2 separate regions of the Homo sapiens genome follow, and region 2 is linked to region 1. A link is an interaction called in ENCODE POLR2A ChIA-PET data of the cell type or tissue named here. Cell type or tissue: IMR-90. All regions are shown on one strand.

What was found. ChIA-PET counts read pairs that join two places held together with the same protein. Peaks named below come from ENCODE experiments on the same cell type or tissue, not always from the same donor. Only the 100,000 strongest peaks of a DNase experiment are listed, where the experiment ranks them.
Region 2: POLR2A ChIA-PET joins it to region 1 with 5 read pairs; 5 of 35 experiments call an interaction of 5 or more read pairs at or near these places.

What each region holds. Positions count from the first base shown.
Region 1 is chr2:149,749,096-149,754,095 of GRCh38, reverse strand. All of the region lies in intron 2 of MMADHC-DT (MMADHC divergent transcript), which reads right to left. LOC105373680 (a long non-coding RNA gene) reads left to right here and starts at 4,379. Exons shown (of 2, transcript XR_923464.3): 1 at 4,379-4,453. In IMR-90, no CTCF peak of the experiment used is centred here; no DNase peak of the experiment used is centred here.
Region 2 is chr2:150,493,510-150,498,509 of GRCh38, reverse strand. No RefSeq gene overlaps it. Among named protein-coding and RNA genes, the nearest start is that of RND3, 8.3 kb to the right of the region's middle. In IMR-90, no CTCF peak of the experiment used is centred here; a DNase peak (open chromatin) is centred at 2,379; H3K4me3 peaks cover 636 bases; H3K27ac peaks cover 2,140 bases.

The DNA.
Region 1 (5,000 bases):
GTCTTTAATCCATCTTGAGTTAATTTTTGTATAAGGTATAAGGAAGGGGTCCAGTTTTAGTTTTCTGCATATGGCTAGCCAGTTTTCCCAACACCATTTATTAAATAAGGAATCCTTTCCCCATTGCTTGTTTTTGTCAGGTTTATCAAAGATCAGATGGTTGTAGATATGTGGCATTATTTCTGAGGCCTCTGTGCTGTTCCATTGGTCTATATATCTGTTTTGGTGCCAGTACCATGCTGTTTGGATTACTATAGCCTTGTATTATAGTTTGAAGTCAGGTAGCATGATGCCTCCAGCTTTGTTTGTTGTTGTTGTTGTTGTTGTTGTTGTTGTTGTTTTGCTTAGGATTGTCTTGGCTATATGGGCTCTTTTTTCCTTCCATATAAAATTTAAAGTAGTTTTTTCTAATTCTGTGAAGAAAGTCACTGGTAGCTTGATGAGAATAGCACTGAACCTATAAATTACTTTGGGCAGTATGGCCATTTTCACAATATTGATTCTTCCTATCCATGAGCATGGAATGTTTTTCCATTTGTTTGTGTCCTCTCTTATTTCCTTGAGCAGTGGTTTGTAGTTCTCCTTGAAGAGGTCAATAATTCTCAATGCAATAATTCACAATATGCACTAATAGCACAATACCAAAATGTATTATGTAAAAATGGACAAAATTAGCAGGAAAATTTGACATAGCCACACTATCATTCAATACTTTAGTAATTGTTGATAACATAGTAACTGACTTAAAAAGCCTATAATAAATCAAAAAGGATGTAAAATATTTGAATGAGATGATTAACAAAATCAATCTAATTTACATATGTACATATATATATAAAACAGTAAACACATTTGAAAATATGCAGGTTATGCACCTCAGACCTTCACAAAAATGGAAATATGTGCATATAGACCATACTGCTGTTCTTAAGAAACCATATAAATAATGTTCCCTTACCACAGAGGAATTAAAGCTGAGATCAATAAAAATGGTAACTAGAAAATAGCCAAATATGTGCAAACTAAGCAACACATTTCTAAAGAACCCATGGGTCAAAGAAAAAAACTAAAGTGGAAATTAAAAAATATTTTTGAAGTAAAAATAACTAAAATATAGCATATCAAAATTTGCAGGGTATAGTAAAATCTTGTGCTTAAAGAAAAATTTATAGCTTTATATACATAGATTAGGAAAAAATGTAGGGCTAAAGATTCAATTACATTTCTCAAGAAGTTAGAAATAGCTGAGCAAATGTTATCCTGTTCTTTTACAAGTATTTCAAATCCTTGAGTTTTGAAAGAGCAGCCTTCTAAATTCACCTATGCTTTCAAAAGATGTTGTTGTTGTTGAGTTTAGAATGATGGGTTTTTCCTGTAGGAATTCACCATTAGTCAGTTTATTGGGTTTAATCAAAACATCCAATTTATATTTGAAATTTTTGCTGCATATTGTAAAACCGTTGTAGTATATGTGTCTTCAAGGAGCTTTAATGTGGATAATTTTTGTAGGTTGAAATGCTATCATAAATATTAATAAATGCTTTTAAAGCTCTGAGAAATCTGCCGATAAAAAGAGCAATATAAATGTAAGTTTGGTTTTTCTAACCATTTGCAATATTCAGAATAAAAGAGAAGAGAAAAACTGAAATATGAACTGAACAACAAAATTGGAGTGTTTACTTCTCTATTTTTAAAACAACTTGGACTCAGAGGAATAAAAGATAAGGGTTGGTGTAAAATTGGTTTCTCAATTCATGTATGAGAGTTCTAAAAATAAGCTAACTGGCTGAAGAGAAACATCAGAAGCTCTTAAAACAAGCAACTAATATTCCTCAAACTTGATTATAATGAGAAAGTAGATATCAAATATGGTCCAAACTCTGGTGACTGCATTGCTTATTGTTCATTCACCAATTAATTCATTGAACCATTTATTAATCCAACAGATCTCCATTCAGTGTCTATTCTTTGTCAGGCATTGTGCTATTGCTGAGATGCAACCATGAGCAAACCAAACATTTTGTTTCCTCCTGGTGTTTATAGTCCAGTAGAAGACAGCATTTAAATAGTCATATAAATAGATAGGTAAGCACAAACTGAGATTCAGTCTTAAAAGACAGACATGTAGGCCAGGTGTGGTGGCTCATGCCTGTAATCCCAGCACTTTGGGAGGCCCAGGTGAGTGGATCACCTGAGGTTGGGAGTTCAAGACCAGCCTGACCAATATGGAGAAACCCCGTCTCTCCTAAAAATACAAAAAATTAACCGAGCGTGGTGGCACATGCCTGTAATCTCAGCTACTCGGGAGGCTGAGGCAGGAGAATTGCTTGAACCTGGGAAGGGAGGTTGCAGTGAGCGCAGATCGTGCCATTGCACTCCAGCCTGGGTAACAAGAGTGAAACTCCATCTCAAAAAAAAAAAAAAAAAAAAAAAAACTGATGTGTAGGTGTTTTGTGATCAAAAAATTGGGGATTTACTCTAGGGAGTCAGGGAAAGCTTCCCCTAGCATGTCTTATGTGTGCCATGAGCTGCAGTTCATGATAAAGACTGACCAATTAGGTGAAGGCGAGAACTGGAGGGGAAGAACCTTCTAGCACAAGTTAAGGCTTTCCAGTAGGTGTGGGAGGGATCATTCGGGGACAGAATCAAAGCCAATGTGGCTGAACAAGGAGTTGGAGTGGGGAGTGTGCAGAGAGTGAGATGAAGTTTAAAGGTCAGCAGAAACCAGATCACAAGCATCAAATGCCTCATGGGCCATGTTAACAGTTTTGAATTCCTCCCTGGGAAAGGGCTGTAGCAGGGAAGTGACATGGCTAATTCAGCATTTTTAAGAATATCACTTTGCCTGTCGTGGGCCATGCAAACTGGATTCAGGAGACAAGTTATGATCTTGTTGTATCAGCATAAGTGAGAAGATGGGAGCTTGGAACAAGGTTCAGAGGACAACGCTGCCTCCTGGAAGCCAAAACTCTTTCCAATGTGAGTATACTTCTCTTTTCCAAATCTACTTTCAGTGATTACCACTCTGATAGGCAAATATTCTCACTATCATCTACCCAAATTATTCCTGGTCTTCCTTCTACCTTTGTTCCAATTGCTCCTTTCTTCACAAATGTCATCTTCTTCATTTACTTATACCACAACCATTTTATACATCCAAGCTCAAGTTCCATCTCCCCACTTCTTTAGATAATTCCCACCCACAGACACATAGTTCTTTCTCTACATTGACCATATGCTAGTACTTCCTTTTCCTCTTCCTGATGAAATTATAAGCTACTTAGGGAAGGAAATGTGTCTTACATTTCTCTGAATTCCCCTGTAAGACCAAGAACAAGGCTGGGATTAAGTGCAAAACACCCTTTAAACCTAATCAAATTTCACTGCAATGAAAAATGTCTAGTATATGGATGATAATTTGGAAAAATACTATGTTCCAAGTTGTACTAAAAACAAAAAGGCACTATATGAACATGAGGGTATTATAGAAGAATATTTTATAACAGGTAAAAATCCAAGGCATGTGCAGCTGGCTCCCTTAATTTCCAGATTACTCTATGAGCTTGCCTTTTAGTAAACATGTCCTTTCTGCCTTTTGTATATTCCTGCTCATACCAAAATGCAACAGCAGCACCCATGAACTTGGTCCTCAGTGGGACTTCCATTAGAACATCTTCAAAAGCAGGAGGAAAGCAGGTCTTGTTCTACACATGCCAGAGTATATTCCCACTGTGGCCCTACTACCACTGTTTTTCATCTGTTGGTCTTATAAAACTCTGACAGCAGAGTAAGAAAGGGTTTGAGAAGCAGGTCTTATGAGGACATACATTACCAAGAATGTACCTCCATATTCACTCTGTATATTAGCCCCACAAATCTTCAATAAAGCAACAACATGCTTGATATGCTTGAATTTTTTTGTGGAAGCTGGTGAAGAGGCTAAATTTTGTGGGACCTTAAAAAAGGGTCAGACCACATGTGCCCAAGATATAGTTCCAGGCTTCCCTGATACCAGCTAATGTACACTGAGCATGTCAGGCAAAAGGCAAAGTTATTTCAACCTGTTAGCTCTCCTAATCTTTATAACAACCCTGTGAATTAACTTGAATTGCTACAAATAACATGCCTGAGGCTCAGAGAATGGAGGTAACTCATTCAGCTCCAAAAAACCTAATAATGGGGCCAGGACTCTGACCAAGGTTTGTCTGATTACTGAATTGGAACCTGAATTTCAATTTTAGAGCTCCCCAACCAGTTACCATGCATTGACTATCCATGTACTAGGAGCATCTAAGCAGGGCCTTGGATGGCTGAGCTCCTCTGATATTTCCAAACCAGGCTTTGCTTACAGTGTAAACATTCTCTTTTTTCTTGTTAGTGTCACCAACCTGAGGCTTCTCTGTTGTAACTCAGTTGTCTCAGGAACTTCCATGGTTACTCAGTGTTCTCCCAGGTAAGTAGAAATTCTCCAGCCTGGCATTCAATAACCTCAACAACGTTAGGGAGGTGGAAGAGCATTGGATTTCAAAATCAGGTTTCTGCATCTCAGAGATCAGAGTTGGATTCTGGTTTCCCCACCTGACAGATGTGTGATGTTGAGCTACTTAGTTAACCTTTCAGTGCCACTGATTTATAGTTTTATATAACTCCTAGGCATTTCCTGATTATTAAATGAGAGAGAACATACGCAAGCATTTTACACAATTCCTGGCATAGAATAAAATGCCAAAAACTTTGCTGCCTCTGCTATTATTTTGTCCTATAGACCCACACCTCTTTAAACAAAGCTGGGCAGTTTGCTGGTTATTTATCATGGCTTGTGCTTCTTCATTGTCATAGATTGTATTTGAGGGCAAGTAGTTTATTTGGGAAGTGATCCCAGGAAGCATCCATCAGGAGAACAGAGAAATAAGGCAGAAAAGGGAAGAGAACCAATATAAAGTTAATGAATATTAGCCAGTCTTGGTAACTGAGGTGCAGCCCCACTGAGTGTCTTCAGG
Region 2 (5,000 bases), 740 kb before region 1:
ACTGGAGACTATCTTTGTGAACTTATGATCTGGCAACAATTTATAGACAAAATGCAAAGAGTACTGACTATAAAGGGAAAAGTGGATAAACAGGACTTATCAAAATTCAAGACATTGGCCGGATGCGGTGGCTCATGCCTGTAATCCCAGCACTTTGGGAAGCTGAGGCGGGCGGATCCTCTGAGGTCAGGAGTTTGAGACTAGCCTGACCAACACGGTGAAACCCTGTCTCTACTAAAAATACAAAAATTAGCCTGGCGTGGTGACATGCACCTGTAATCCCAGCTACCCAGGAGGCTGAGGCAGGAGAATCGCTGGAACCCGGAAGGCAGAAGGCTGCAGTGAGCCAAGATTGTGTCACTGTACTCCAGCCTGGGCAACAGAGGAAGACTTTGTCTCAAAAAAAAAAAAAAAAAAAATTCAAGACATTAAAAAAAAAAAGTATAGCCACATACCAGGATAAAATATTCATGATAGCCAATAAACACATGAAAATATATGAAATACATTAGGGAAATGCAAATTAAAACTACAAAAAAAATCATATATCCATTAGAATTCCTAAGATTAAAACTACTCAGTGTCAGAGAGAAGGTAGAGCTATGGATTACTCACATATTGCTGGTGGAAAGTAAAATAGTACAACCACTTTGGAAAACTGGCAATTTCTCTTAAAGTTAAACATACACATAATCTTTGACCTAGCAATTCTAATTGTAGGTATTTACACACAAAAGTAAAAAGATGTCCAAAAAGTTGTGTAAAGAAATTGTTACTCCACTTAATTTATAATCATAAAAACTTGGAATTAATCCGAATGTCTTTCAACAGAAGCATAGATAAGCAAATTGTGGTATGTTCACACAATGAAATACTACTCAGCAAAAAAGGAACAAACTAAAAATACATGCAATCACATGAATGCATCTACCCAAGATATTTATATTATGCAATACATCCAGTTCAAGAATAGGCAAAACCGGGCCAGGCGCAGTGGCTCACGCCTGTAATCTCAGGACTTTGGGAGGCCGAGGCGGGCGGATCACGATGTCAGGAGATCGAGACCATCCTGGCTAACACGGTGAAACCCCGTCTCTACTAAAAAACACACAAAAAAATTAGTCAGGTGTGGTGGCGAGCGCCTGTAGTCCCGGCTACTGGGAACGCTGAAGCAGGAGAATGGCGTGAACCCAGGAGGCGGAGCTTGTGGTGAGCCAAGATCGCACCACTGCACTCCAGCCTGGGAGACAGAGCAAGACTCCATCTCAAAAAAAAAAAAAAAAAAAAAAAAGAAAATAGGCAAAACTAATTTGTGGGGATAATAATTGTTGTTCCTGGAAGAAGACAGTTTGACTAGGAAGGGGCATGAGAAAACTTTCTGGGCAGTGGTTTGTGTCTTGCTTGGGATATTGATAACAGGATCATACACATTTGTCAAAATTCATTTGTTGGTACACTCAAGATCTGTACCTCAATGACATAAAGTATAAAAAGAAGCTCTTCAAACCCCCAAATCTAGCATGTATGGTATGTCATATTTATGCAGTTGTATTTGTGTGTGCGCATATGAAGAAACCAGTTTGCTTGCCCACGTTAGAATCTACTCTTTTGAATTGGATTTGAATGAATTTTTTCAATGCCTTATAAATATCTAGATAAGACAGAAATCCAATGCCTTTTGACCAATGATCTCAACATGTCATATAGTTGAATTCGTAAGCCCAAATGTAGAACTGCTTGCAGAAAATCTGGGGCCTAGGAAAATGAAGCAGGTGCCCCAAATCTTGCATTTGGGAGCCTGCATGCTGTGAGCTTTGGGGAGGCAGGCAATAGAGGATACAATTATTTCAATTGAGCTAAAAAACAATCTAAGTAATAGCCCACGGCATATGAGAGCCATATAAGATCTCAGAGGTCTTCCAGGTCAGCCCACTAACTGTACAGGTGGAGAACTTGACACCCAGAGAGGTTAAATATTTGCCCAGGAACACACAGCTTGTTAGTGGAAAGCTCAGGCTAAAATCCAAATATCCTTACTCCTAACACCACGTGAAGTCACTGTATCTGTATGAGTCTTACAGCTGTAATTACTCACCATTTTCAAAGCAGAAGTGAATGGATGGACCGTCAAGACATTCAGTCTAAACGTTGTTGTTGTTGTTTTTTTTAATCTCCCCAACCACTTTCTGGCTTCCTTTGATATATATTCCAACCCAATTTAGACCAGAAAGGAGAGAGTGAGTAACTAACTGCTTGCCGGAGCCCATAACCCTTTAGGGCTGGGTCATGACTAAGAAAGAATTTTATTGCAAGGAAATTGCATTTCAGTTTCTTACAGCAACTTCCCTACAGAGGTTTTAAAATCAGACAGTGGAATGCAGTGCATCACTGAATGCAACTGGCATGCATCTATTCCATGACGTGAGCACAAAAATTCATTTGCGATTACTGTACTCATTGTAATAAGGTTGACTTTTTCTTTTTCTGGAAGGAATTTAAGGATCATTTACATTTTCAAGATACAAGCAAAATTTTACTCTCCAAATTATAACCTCATTTTTTGCAGTCATTGTGTAATTTTAGAAAACGTAGAGATCTTGCTTACATCCCAAATTTCCTTTGGAAGACTGAATTTGCAGTCTAATACTTTGCTTATATTTTAATGCAAACTAATTTTTTTTCCACAGTAGTGAAGGACTCCAGGGCTGTTGTGTATATGGGAACAGTGAACATCGGGGACCTGGAATTACCCAAATAATTTGCTCTCCAGAGGATTTCTGTTATTCTTGCACCCATGCCCTAGCCTATGCCCCAGCCATTCTGGACTGTTACAGAAAGAGACTTTTATGATTAGAATTGCAGTTTCCAGAGTTTATTTATTCACCGGGGAATGTTTGAGAGCCCTGTGAAAAATTATATCCACATCAGCCAGTTTTGGAGGACTCAAGGTGTCTTATAGTCCATAGGCAATCTCAGGTAGGTGAGCTCCAGAAAACTGCAAAGTCTTCTGATTCTCTTTTTTCCAATGCTTTTTGACCTCACCTTCCATGTTAATTAAAATGGAAGGGTTTTCCAGGACTTCCATGTTAATTTTCTATAAGCAGGTGTTGTGAAGAAGGCACATAAACAGAGAGAGGCTTAGCAGGGAATAGCAGGGGAGAAGAAGGAGGACCAAGAAACATAGGCTGGGAAGCATTCAACAAGACTGTTGAAAATGCAAACTGAAAAGTCTGGGGGGAAAATTAAAATATGAATTCATGTATTTCAGACTTTTCTGGGAAGCACCATTCTTGGAAAGTTCCCAAGATATATTAATTGAGCAACAGCTAGTTAGCTTTTTTGGAAAATGCATCAAAGTTGAACGACTTCCATTGTAGTTTATAATAAATGAACTTCTCTTTTGGAATGCTAATATTTGCCTTTCTTGTTTTTTAGTAAAAACAAGATGCTTGATTCTTGTTTTTTAATAAAAAAAATGCGTTCACATTTCTTGGTTTTTTCCTTTCCTCACCATGCCAAGATTTCTGATGTACCACAAAATCCAGTTTCATATGTCTGTCTTAATTCTACATGAACCACCTTATGTGCCCTGGTGCCAATGTGTTAAGAGCCATGAGTGACTTCATCTATTACTAACTTAGACTTCTATATGTGGGACTTGATGACATGTGGTACTCAGGAAAGCAGTCATTTGATTGATTCCATAGTGTAGCTGTGACAGTGTGGAAGCACTATGGGGCGTTTAGAGGCAGCATGAAGGCTGTATAAGCCTGAACAAAATGTACTGGCATAAATCCTCAGTAAATATTTATTAAGATCAATGGCTTCATACAATGTCCTCACGATAGCTTTTTGCTCTGTTAGAATTAAGATAAATTGTATTATTGATGTATTAGGACCTCCTCTTTGCTTTTAAAGCACAGGACAGTAGTTTTTTTTCTCATATAACTTATATACCTTCCTAGTCACCAGAAATGGCATCAAAATGCTTTCATATTCCTTTAATCTATGGCCAGTCTGCCATGGGTTGGTAACAACGACGTGACCTACAGAAATGTCTTACATAAGAGCCAGAATCAGATTGTGATGAATCATTTGACCTCTGCTTATGTGGCCAGTGTTAAGGTGTTAACAGTCAGTTCATAATCATATCCAACAGTTATCAATAAGTAATACCTCAGCTAGCACTGTAAAAATCAGTGAGGACTAAGTCTACACAGCTTTTCAGAGAGCATTACTAGGAGCTTGTGATGGAAAAGGGCACAGCAGACCCCCAAGACTAGAAGATGTTTATAGAATGCAAGATTATTGTCGGCCACTGATGAAAGAATACTTTTCTTCTCCCTGACATACTTTTTCAAAAATAAGTGGTTGCAAGCCTTATCTAGATCTACATTACCTTAGATATTCTTGAGTGCTATTTTGAGCATTTGGGTATATTTTCCATGATGCCCTCTTCCCCCAAACTGGTGTCCTTCAAAGGAAAGAATAAGATTTGGGGTTTTATTATATAGCCTGGATATAAAGAAAATTTAACCAGATAATTTAAAATAAAAACAAAGTATTTTAATAATTAAAAGAAAATAAAATAATTTTGTTCCCATTTCTGTGACAAAAAGAACGAATCAATACTGTCATATTTCTACTGTCTTTATCAGGTAAGTCATAAACTGATTGGTAAGTGTAGCTGGCTGCTACCAATTTAGTTGAAACTATGATCTGAATTACTGAATCAGCTCTGCTGAAGTCAAATCAGTTGTGTCAAAAGGAAACATTACCCTCCGCCCACCAAAAGAATAATAAACTGGCCGGGTGCAGTGGCTCACGCCTATAATCCCAGCACTTTGGGAGGCCGAGGCGGGCGGATCATGAGGTCAGGAGATCGAGACCATCCTGACTAACATGATGAAACCCCGTCTCTACTAACAATACAAAAAATTAGCTGGGCATGGTGGCGGGCGCCTGTAGTCCCAGCTACTCTGGAGGCTGAGGCAGGAGAA